2 separate regions of the Homo sapiens genome follow, and region 1 is linked to region 2. Evidence: chromatin contacts called from ENCODE Hi-C or POLR2A ChIA-PET data. All regions are on one chromosome and are shown on one strand. The core of a region is the stretch at or near the end of the contact, and the rest is flanking DNA. Distances in the headings are between cores, read along the strand shown. Region 1 has its middle 240 kb from the start of HTR2A. Region 2 has its middle 140 kb from the start of HTR2A.

Region 1 (5,075 bases), core at 323-2,822, 99 kb after region 2:
TGGACCTGGTCCTTCCTTGTTGAAATAATTTCTCTGTACCCCAGTTTTATCCAGTGTAAAATGTGGATAATAGCACCTAGCCAGTCATGGTGGTTCACGTCTGTAATCTCAGAACTTTGGGAAGCTGATGTGGGTGGATCACTTGAGGCCAGGAGTTCGAGACCAGCCTGGCCAACATGGTGAAATCCCATCTCTACTAAAAATACAAAAATTAGCTGGGCGTGGTAACAGATGCCTGAAATCCCAGCTACTCAGGAGGCTGAGGCAGGAGAATCACTTGAACCCAGGAGGCAGAAGTTGAAGTGAGCCGAGATCGCTCTACTGCACTCCAGCCTAGGCAACAAGAGTGAAACTCCGTCTCAAAAAACAAACAAACACCCAAAACAAAACCAAAAACAGTACCTATCTTTCATAGGCCTGCCACAAGAACTAGATGAGGTAATGTACGTAAACTAGGTGTTATTTTGAAATATAAATTTTTAGCGTGATTTTAGTCATTCTGCGATTCTGAGCACAGAAAATTCTTTTGCTTTATGAATCTTGTTCCTGCGTTACCTCATTTCTTCCCTCTTGTCTTTCCTTTCATCTGTTCTTCTGCCTGAAACACTGTTCCCACTTTTACTCATTTTATTCCTCCTTTGAGACTTAGGCACCGTCTCTCCCATGTCACCCCAAGTGTATATATCTCTTTTCACTTACCACACTTTAAAATAAAAGTCTATGAATGTGCCTGACACTCTCATTAGAACATCATACTTCCCAACTTTATATTCATTGTTTAAATCCCAAAACTTTGTGGAGCATCTGCACCTACAAGGAACTCTAAAATATTGGCTGAGCTGACCTGAACTAATCTCCTGCTTTCACATCTATTTCTTTCTCCACCTTCACTCTTGTTCTCCTACACCCTCTTTCAATATATTCACTTATCTTTCCTACCTCCTATCCCATTTCTAGCACATATATGGTATAAATAATAGCGAATTGAGCAGCAATGGTGTCCTCTTGGCCTCCAAATTGCAGCATCTCCAGGGGAGGCTATTATAAAAGTGGATTCAGAAAGGGAAAGCAGTAATTGTAGAAGAGATATAATGACCAGAAGAGAAAGGTGATAATGTTAAGTTACTCATGGGTTGTGACATTTAGCTGGGTGAAAATACATGATTGTACAGAGGTAGGAGAACCAGGGGGATAGCTTGAGGCCTAGAGGTGATTAGCAGAAGGGACAGACTGGTCCAGCCCTCTGAGTCTTTTCCTCCATCTGCCCATTGCCCTGGGCAGGGACAAGGTTACTGGGATCAACATGGTACCCAATTATGCTCCTTCCTCTACACTCTAGAAAGGGAGGTTCTGGCAGCTTGAAGACCCTCTGTCATTACCCAACCATCTTGACCCGAAAACTTCCAATTCTCAATCCCACATGTAAATAATTCACAAAACAATTTCCAGGAGGCCATGATACTGCAAAAAAGAAATCAATAAAGCCTGGGCACAACAACAGACACTTTTTCAAACTCTGAGTCCGATCAGATGGTTACAGCAGTCTTCTGGCTGTTGAATGTTTTCCCTCCTGTCACTGCCAAGTTGCTGGGTTGATTTATTGGGAAACAGGTAACAGTCACCTTCGCACTGCTGTTAGCAGATTCCTTTGAGAGAACAGGTTACAAAAACATCCGGTTTGTCTCCCTTGCATTTATCTGTGTATTCATGCATGGAGATTTGTTCCAGGAGTAACTGAAGCATATAATTCTCAGAGTTCGAATAAATTGAAAATTGCTCCTGCTGAGACTTTGACAAGTTATTTTCCTGCTGGGGTTCACTCCAGACTTTCCTGTCTTTCCCAGAATATTTAAAGTGGCTTCCACTGTGTCAGATACACTGTAAACAATTTTCAATGTTATAGCTTTAAGGTAGGCTCAGTAGGCTTTTAAAAGCTCCAGGCCACCCAATTTGCTAGTTAGTGTATATTACCAATTACAATGCTTTGTCTGCCAGTGCTTCTAAAAGCTGTGATAATATTAATGGTACCACAGAGTGCCTTTCCTCTTGAATGAACCTTCACTTGTCTTACAGATGACATAAGCTGAGAGCGAATGCCTTGCTGTCATTCAACTGGAGTCACACCTGTGCTCTTTCACATGCAAGTTACAAAGCATTTTCACATGTGTTGTCTTGTTTAACCCTCACAACATAATAATACACCCTTGTGAGTGTATTATAGTCCCCGTTGTACAAAAGAATGAATGACATGCCCAAGCAGTGGATTTACAAAGAGGCGAGGACAATGCCCAGGCACTCTGGCCTAAATCTAGTGCTCTCTTTACTATCTTGTAACCTGTGGCACATTTCTGGTGGTCTTTCCCATACCCAGAATCAGTTTCTTTCATGTTCAGAGAACTCTAGTTTTGTTTTCCCTTCTAAATACCTGGCTCTGTGCGAGGTATTATGACTGGTTTAAGAGGAGAATAGCGATATTGGCTAGTTATCACTCTAGGAGTAGCTGTGGTACCACAGTGCAATTAAAGCCACTGCAACATAACTGAAGATCTTTTGAGGACTTCTCAGAGTGTATAAGAGAGAACATAAGGGGAAAGCCTTTTTTCTCCCCACCACCCATCTTGATGCCTGCTCGAGACATTGCCATGTGATGTTTGGAACTGCAGCTGGCTATTTTGTGACCATGTGTCTGGACATTTCTGGCAAAAACAAGGCAGCTTTCTTAAAGGACAGAAAGTGCATCCATGATGGCATCAGTGAGTTTCCAAACCAACCACATCTACCTTTGGACTTTTCGTTAAGTAGACAAATATTTGTTTATGTTTTAAGTCATTTTAATCAGATGTTCTGTTACTTATACTTGATTACATCCTAACTGATGCACAGCTATTCTGCACCTGCTCTGCTCTTCAGACACTGATGAATAGGTTGTCTAACATTCTTGAAGCTAGTGCCATGGCTCCTAACGCAAGCAGGTGCTCTGACTTACCCTTAAGACCTTCCCTCTTTTGGAATAGCAGCTGCCCTTAAAGAAAATATATAACACTCTATGCTAAGAGTTGTCTCAGTCACCCTAGACCTTTTCCCTGTTCAGCCCCGCCTGCCTGGCTCTACCCTTCGCAATGCTCTCACCTTCTCCAGATCAGTGTGTGTTACTCTTTATTTTCTACCTTCCCCCTTCTCTTTCAGCGTTTGCCTCCTTCCTGGTCTACTACTGTTTGTTTATACCCTAAACCTTGGTCTTGCTCTGCTTTCTGACCTTCAGGTCCATTTGATTATGGCTTGGGACTTTGGTTATGATCATTTGATTGTTAGTTTATAACCCATTGCTTTGCTTTGATAGAAGAAGAGAACTAACATTTATTGAGCATCTAGTGTGTGCTAAGTATTGATTTAGGAGTTTACCACATTTAATCCTTAAAATAAACCTGTGAAATAGGTTTTATCTCCATTTTCCCTTAGCAACAATCTCAGAATGTAGGTGAACTACCCATGATTGAACCTATAGAAGTAATATAGCCAGAAGACTAACCCATTGAGTTTGACGCCAAAGATCCTGTCTTCCAACTAGGCCAGGACACAGTACCTGAAGAATCCTTCCATCATTATTTTATCTTCCCTAATCTTGCGGCTGATTTTACCTAGACTATAGTTTTGACCATCAAATTCTCCATCTCAATCTAATAGTAGAAAAACACGGAAGTGTCACAAATGTACATCATGTGACTACCCTATCTCTGAAACATCTTGGATCCCGTCTGTGATACATTCCGGTAAAAGCAGTCTAATTTTGTTAAATCAGTATGCACTAATGAAGAAAAGTAGTGAGTCTCTGGTAAAATCACTTGGCTGGGAGTCACCACTTGATTTTTGGTGTTAGCTGTTTGTTTAAAAATTACCAATCTGGCAGGGCATGGTGGCTGACTCCTGTAATCCCAGCACTTTGGGAGGCCGAGATGGGCGGATCACCTGAGGTCAGGAGTTCAAGACCAGCCTGACCAACATGGAGACACCCTGTCTCTACTAAAAATACAAAATTAGCCAGGCATGGTGGCGCATGCCTATAATCCCAGCTACTCGGGAGGCTGAGGCAGGAGAATCGCTTGGACCCAGGAGGTGGAGGTTGCAGCGAGCTGAGATAGCGCCATTGCGCTCCAGCCTGGCAACAAGAGCAAAACTGTCTAAAAAAAAAAAAAAAAAAAAAAAAAGTACCAATCTAGATTTACCTTAATGGAAGCATCAGTTTTGTGTTTCTTGGATATACAGGCCTATCTGGTGAAACATTTGATCTAAATTTGGAATAATTTAGAATATACATGTGTACAGTAATATTCATCACATTTTTATTTATAATCAAAATTAGTCAGAATCTAAATGTTCAATAATAAAACCTTGGCTAAATAAGATGTGGTATATTTAAAAAGGAAGGAGTACCATATAGCTATTACATATTTTATTTAGGGAAATATTTTATGACACAGGAAAATATAATGAAGCATTAAATTAAAAAATAGGATTTTAAATTGCATACACTATAGGGCTTCACTTTTGTAATGAATATACAGGTTTATGTGCACAGAATAAAAGGCTAGATGAAAATAGTACCAGGATGTTAACTGTGATAAGATGCTATTTATATTTTTTCTTTATGTTTATATTTTCTAAATATTTTATAATGAATAGTTCTTTTATTAATCAAAGAAAATCTTAATTCAATAGAAAAACAATTTATAAGTGAATTTGCATTAATATTTCTTAAATAGCACACTTTCTATTTAATGCAGTTGAAAATGTGATTTCTAAAAAACAAACATTTACACACAACTTTTCAACAGTATATCTATTGCTGCTATAGTCTGGATGTTTATCCCCTGCAAATCTCACGTGAAAGTTTGATCCTCAGTGTTGCAGTTGGGGCCTAATGGGAGGTGTTTGGGTAGTGGGGGTGGATCCCTCATGAATGCATGAATGCCCTGGGGTTGGGGAAGTGAATGTGTTCTCATTCTATTAGTTACTGAGTGAGGGCTCCTTGTTAAAAAGAGCCTGGTGCTCTGGGCTCTGTCTTGCTGCTGCTTCTC
Region 2 (5,520 bases), core at 1,807-4,306:
GTCTATATTCTTTCTAGAAAGTATTATGAAGAATTAGAGTTGCTGTGATTAGGCTATTGGTCGTAACAGAAGGGGTACAAAGGACAGAGTGGGTGCGGATGGGAATCATGGAGAATTTCCTCTCTGATATAGGAATGGCTCACACCATTCTTATTCCAAACCCATAACTTGCATGGAAGAAAATAAATTGAAGATCACACCTAAATTTTTAAAATGTGATCTTTCAGGTGCCAAAAAAAAATGCAACTGTTTCAAACCACGTGAGTTTTAAAACATGAATAATAAGCCAAAAATGTTATAAATGAAATATTATAAATTCCCTTAATTTCTTTAATTTTTATTTTTATCAAAGTGGCACATATCCGTAATTTTAAAGTCAGATGGTTCTGAAAGGTCAATAGTGAAAAACACAGAAGTGTGTTTTTCCTATTTATCTGTTCCTTTTTCCTAAAGATAACCACTTTCAACTAGTTTAGCTACTTTTTTGGGTGTTTATAGCCATGTTGTAAAATAACTGATGTTTTTACATTGATTTTTTTTCCTATTTAAATATCCTATGTGCTGGATAAAGAGAGAATCCTCTTACTTGCTCCTCCAATCCACACATATATTCTTCCCTAATTCTACCAGCGATAACTTTTAGTTTTATCTTACTCAGATTTTATATTATCGTGACTCTGACATTTCTTCACAACTAAGACCTGTAGTATACTATTATTGCATTTCCTTTCTTGTATATTTTCCTTGATTTTAATAATTACATTTTAGTTTATTATCTAATACAAATTGTGGCTGACTGCCATGGTTACTGCTTGAAATGGTGACTACAGCAGTTACTTCTGTTACTGCTTGAGACCATCATTATAGCAGTTTCTACTGTTACCACTTGAGACTGTCATTACCACTGAAGGAAGGGATGAATGTAGAAATGAAAACTTAAGACAAAAGAAACTATTTTAAGGAAAGGCAACATGGGGAGAAGAAGAGAGCTACCTGCTTCTAGTGAGCAAAGGCAGCCCTTCGTATTTATTGGGTAACAAGAGCAGGGGGAGGAGGTAACGATTGGTTCACTGCTTAATTGATCAAAGGTTCATATTGTTACTAACAGGCTTCAATTATGCCTAATCATAAGAAACACTTGTGCCTGGGTCTTGACTGCCCTCAGCAGTCCTTCTGGGTGGCATACGCAGTTTGTCAGTTTGCCAACATTCTGCATTTATGACAAACAGTTTGCTACTTACATAGCCTCCAGTGGTATACTGAGTTGATCGCAACCCTCACTCTTTCAGCCTCCAACAACAAATTCACCCCAGGACTCTGCTAGAAATATAATTCCCCACTTTGTGTGTTCAAAGACACTATATATTCCTATAAATTTAATTTTCTTGCTGACTTCATCCTTGGAGTTCTCTACATCTGCTGGAATCAGGACCAGGCCATCTCTAGGCAGTTGCACAGCTTTTGTCCTGGGATGTCCCTGCACCATCATCCTGGGGTAGCCTTGGTCTCTCTTCTTTGTATTAGTTTCCCTGGTTTCTGCATCTCATGTTGTTTTCTTTCTTTATATCCCTGTTAAGGCAGAACACACCCATCAGTAGTTTCTTGAGGGAGGATGCAGGAATAAGTTGTCTGAGACCTTTGCTTTTTTCAACCCCTACAATTAATAATTTTCCTTTGTAGGGAAAATTAGATTGGGATTACTTTTTCTTGAGAATATTTAAATCATTGTCCCATCGTCTCCTAGCTTTCAAGATTGCAGTGAGTCATTCTGATTCCTCTTTGGCTAGGACCTACTTTTAAAGAATGAACTCTGGGGAATCTTCTTTCTCCCTTTACTCTGGAATTTCACTGGGAAGGTCCTTCTCTGGGTTTTCTCTTGTCTCTTGTGCTGGGCACTCAGTAGGCTTTTCAATCTGAAAATTTTTATATTTCAGTTCTGGAATTTTTTCCTGAATCATTTATTTGATTTATATGTTTATTAATTTTCTTTGTTTTCTGTTTTTGGAATTCCTATTATTTACATGTTTGTCCCTTGGCTAATTCCCTAATTTTCTTACTGCTTCTCTTTTGTTGTATTTCCAAGCTCTCCTTTTCAGCTACTTTCTGAATAATTTCTGCAACTTTACTTTCTACCTTCTCTGTAAGGCTTTTTTTTGCCTTTCTGCTATTGCATTTTTAAATTCCAAAATCTCTCTTTTGTCCCAGAATGTTCCATATTTGTAATATCCTTTTTTTCATGGTTGTTTTATCTTCTTTCATCTGTCTGAAAAATATGGATTTTTGATTTGTTTTCTTTTCTCTGCAATGTCTATGTTTCTTACCATTTCTTTTCCCTGATAGATTCGACCATTTTCTTTTTTGTTTTCTCTTTGGTTGATTGTATTTCCTTGTGGAAGATTTTCAGTGACCTGTCTGGTAGGTACAAGTCTGGCTGACTCTGTTCTGGGATCTGAGTTGGGAAAGGGGATGAGAGTATCATCATTCCATGAGTAGATTTTTCACTTAATCTAGCAATGTTCAGTTTGGCAGCCCTGCTCCTATGCCCAGTGCCCCCTAGAATCCCTCAATTCACGCTATTCAGAGAGAACATTTTCTAACTTTTGTTGAGATTGGACAGGGTATCTAACGTCTTTTTAAACAGATTTTTAACCAATCACCTCTGCCTTCACACTCCTTTAAGAGGTACCAGGTAACTTTAATTTCTGAACACTTCTGGAATTTGAGGTATGCACTGGCTAGCTTTTGGGCCTCCCTCCCCAGCCAGTCTCGGTTTTCGATTTTTCAGGTTTGCTAAATCATTTACCACTTATCCATCTGATTTCTAGCTTCTCAAATTGTGTTGCTGTTGTTTCCTCTCTTGTTCTGTTTGTCCTTGAGGATTTATGCCTTTAAAAATGCTACACATTTATTTTAGAGGAGTTTAGAGAAGGAAATCAGGTTAAAAATGTGTGTTTAATCTTCCTTTTTAAACCTGAAGCCCATCAATTTAATCAGTTAAGGGGAGACTTAAAAGAGGGGCAGAAATGACACACCAAATAGAGCAGTGAAAGTAAAACTGAGACAGAAAGGAGGAAGCAGTCACCAAGAGGACATACAAAAGTGGGGAGAAGGAATGAGACCTAGACTGAGGAAGGGCACAGCAGAGACGTTCATGTCTAAAACATTGACTTGATTCATTCATTTCTTTATTCATATATTCTCTCATGCAATGGAAGTTTCTCTTGAGCCATTGTGTTAGGAACTCTGATAGATGTTGCAGATACCAAATATATGAGTGGAAGGTAAATCAGCAATTGTTACTAATTCCTAACAGTTACTGAGCCCCTAAAGGGCTTATAGTCTGCTATCTTCAGATTATTTCAACTCAAAAATATTTATTCAGAAACTAGTGAGAGTCAGGCATTCTTCTATGTGATAAAATACTATTAATTTTATTCTGTAACAGCCTCTAATGTGTTGATTTGTTGATTACTCACTTCTCACATCTCTTTTGGTGTTCATTATTGTTAAAACCAAAACAGATTCCAACAATAATGTCTGTGGAATCCATTCAAAGGTGAATATGTAGTGTTATGCATTTGTATTCTTATGCTAATATGCTTGTATCTATAGTGTGACCATAAAGTAATAAAGAGATTTCTTGTGTTACTTACAGACCTCTATCTCTTAACTTGCGGTTACTTACAGAATATTTGAATATTTTCAAGAGCAACTAGGTAGACCTCATGAAAAGACTTTTACATACTGAAGTATTCATATGGCTAAATCACTGGAGATTTAGAACAACTTATGGTTACAAAATTAGGTAACAAAATAGATTAAATGTATCAAATGTCTACCATGTGTCAGACACTCTTTTAAGTGTTGTACCTGTATTAACTCATCTATTCTTCAAAGTAAAGGAGGTTCTATCTTTATCCCCATTTTAGAGCTAAGAAAACTGAGATAGAAGATTAAAAGACAATTGGAGAAGACATTTGTAGAGTACCTATACAATTTCCTCTATTGGAATTGATCCATCTGTTTTGACTGTTGACCTCATGGATGGTCACTGAATGAGCATCTGAAAGACCTCCTTAAGAAAAGATCCCAGAAAACTGCAGTGGTATCCAGGGAGGCTGGCAGGCTTGCTAGGTTTTTGTTTACTCATTTGTTTGTTTGCTTTAGGGTTAGATTCATATTGATGACTGAGTAGCTTGATAAGCGTAGGAGGACTAAAAAATTATGAACCTTTGAAATGTTTAGAACATTTAAAGAATAATTTAGTGTGTCAGAGATTCTCAGCCCATTATTCAAAACAACTTATCAGCAGATTTTAAGGGGAAGGAACTGTTTGCATTGCTATTATACAAAGAGGCCTTTAAATAATTGTTGCTGGTGCTCAAAATATCTGTTTAAACTCAGTTTATATATTTCTACATATTCTACTATCATTTTCTCATAAAGCTTATTAGTGATCATGATTACAAATGAAGATGTAGTTCCTACTGCTACTGATTTTGGCTTTATTTGCTTGTATTATCACTATTTATAGTAATCAATGGTCATGCAGGCTACTAGCTGGTGATAGTCCATTCAAGCGGCTAAGAAAATCACAATGGCAAATGCATTGCTTTCTGGTTAAATGAGGCAGTACAAATGAGTCATTAGTTATAGCCTCCTAGATAACATATGGTTCCAAGGAATCTCTGTTTAACCTCCAGTTTCAAAAGATTATTCAGAATTTCTTCCCTTCCTTGGTGGCTAGTCTGTAGAATAAAAACTAGTCTGAGTTTGAAACATAAATCCATAGCTTATGTGGTGCATAAAAATGTGTTAGAAGGTTTATTAATCAGGGGGTTTCTGCACTGGTGGGTAATGTTTTTTGCATACTCTTAGAAATCTGTCATTCTCTTATACACTAATCTCTGTGTGTGTTTAAAGTGGTCATCTTAGGCTTGCTAGGGTTAAGATCACTTCCATTGGTATTTTCATCTGTAAACACCAATAGTAAACTATCCCTATTTGCGAGTCAGTGTTTAAGTAGCCTAATAATTAGACCATACTAAAAAGGATCTAGGATTTTGTATATGCCATTGCATCTAAACTCTATCACCTTTCTTACATAAACCAGGTCAGTTTGTGTATCTCCCATTTTTTTTTAAAACTAACTTTGTGACCTCAAACAAGTTTCCTAGCCATTCAAGGCCTCACTTTTATCATGTGTTAAATGGAGATGATAACGTATCTGTCTTATAGGATTATGTGAGAATTAAAGAAAGTAGAATTAAGGCAAATAAAACATTATTGGGCCGTAGGAATCACTTAATAAACATTACTTCTGTATTACTCCCAATTTAAAAAGTGACAATTTACTTTCAACTGACATGTTTATTTTGAACATGAAAATACACAAAAATAGTCCCTTCTTTAATATTCGCCTTGAAGTGCATTCTGGATGTTTATTCTGTGCTTTCATGCCAGTTCTCTGTGGTAAGAGGCAGAGATGATTCAACCTGAATAAAACAGCCTTGAGGGTTT

Evidence for each region. A loop is a pair of places that touch in the nucleus more often than their neighbours do. ChIA-PET counts read pairs that join two places held with the same protein, here RNA polymerase II (POLR2A). Pooled maps may share reads with other maps.
Region 1: a loop to region 2 is called in a pooled map, with 2.9 times the contacts of the local background. The contact joins two enhancer-like sites. A Hi-C loop is called at or near these places in 23 of 37 single-sample maps with no recorded cell type and 5 of 50 pooled maps. POLR2A ChIA-PET finds 5 or more read pairs at or near these places in 1 of 52 experiments (activated CD4-positive, alpha-beta T cell).

Annotation. Positions count from the first base shown.
Region 1 is chr13:47,134,724-47,139,798 of GRCh38, forward strand. No RefSeq gene overlaps it. Among named protein-coding and RNA genes, the nearest start is that of HTR2A, 240 kb to the left of the region's middle. Within about 2 kb of position 1,573, at least 2 of the 41 ENCODE cell types and tissues checked have a DNase peak (open chromatin) inside an H3K27ac peak, as active enhancers do.
Region 2 is chr13:47,033,760-47,039,279 of GRCh38, forward strand. No RefSeq gene overlaps it. Among named protein-coding and RNA genes, the nearest start is that of HTR2A, 140 kb to the left of the region's middle. RefSeq lists an enhancer at 2,994-3,093. Within about 2 kb of position 3,057, at least 2 of the 41 ENCODE cell types and tissues checked have a DNase peak (open chromatin) inside an H3K27ac peak, as active enhancers do.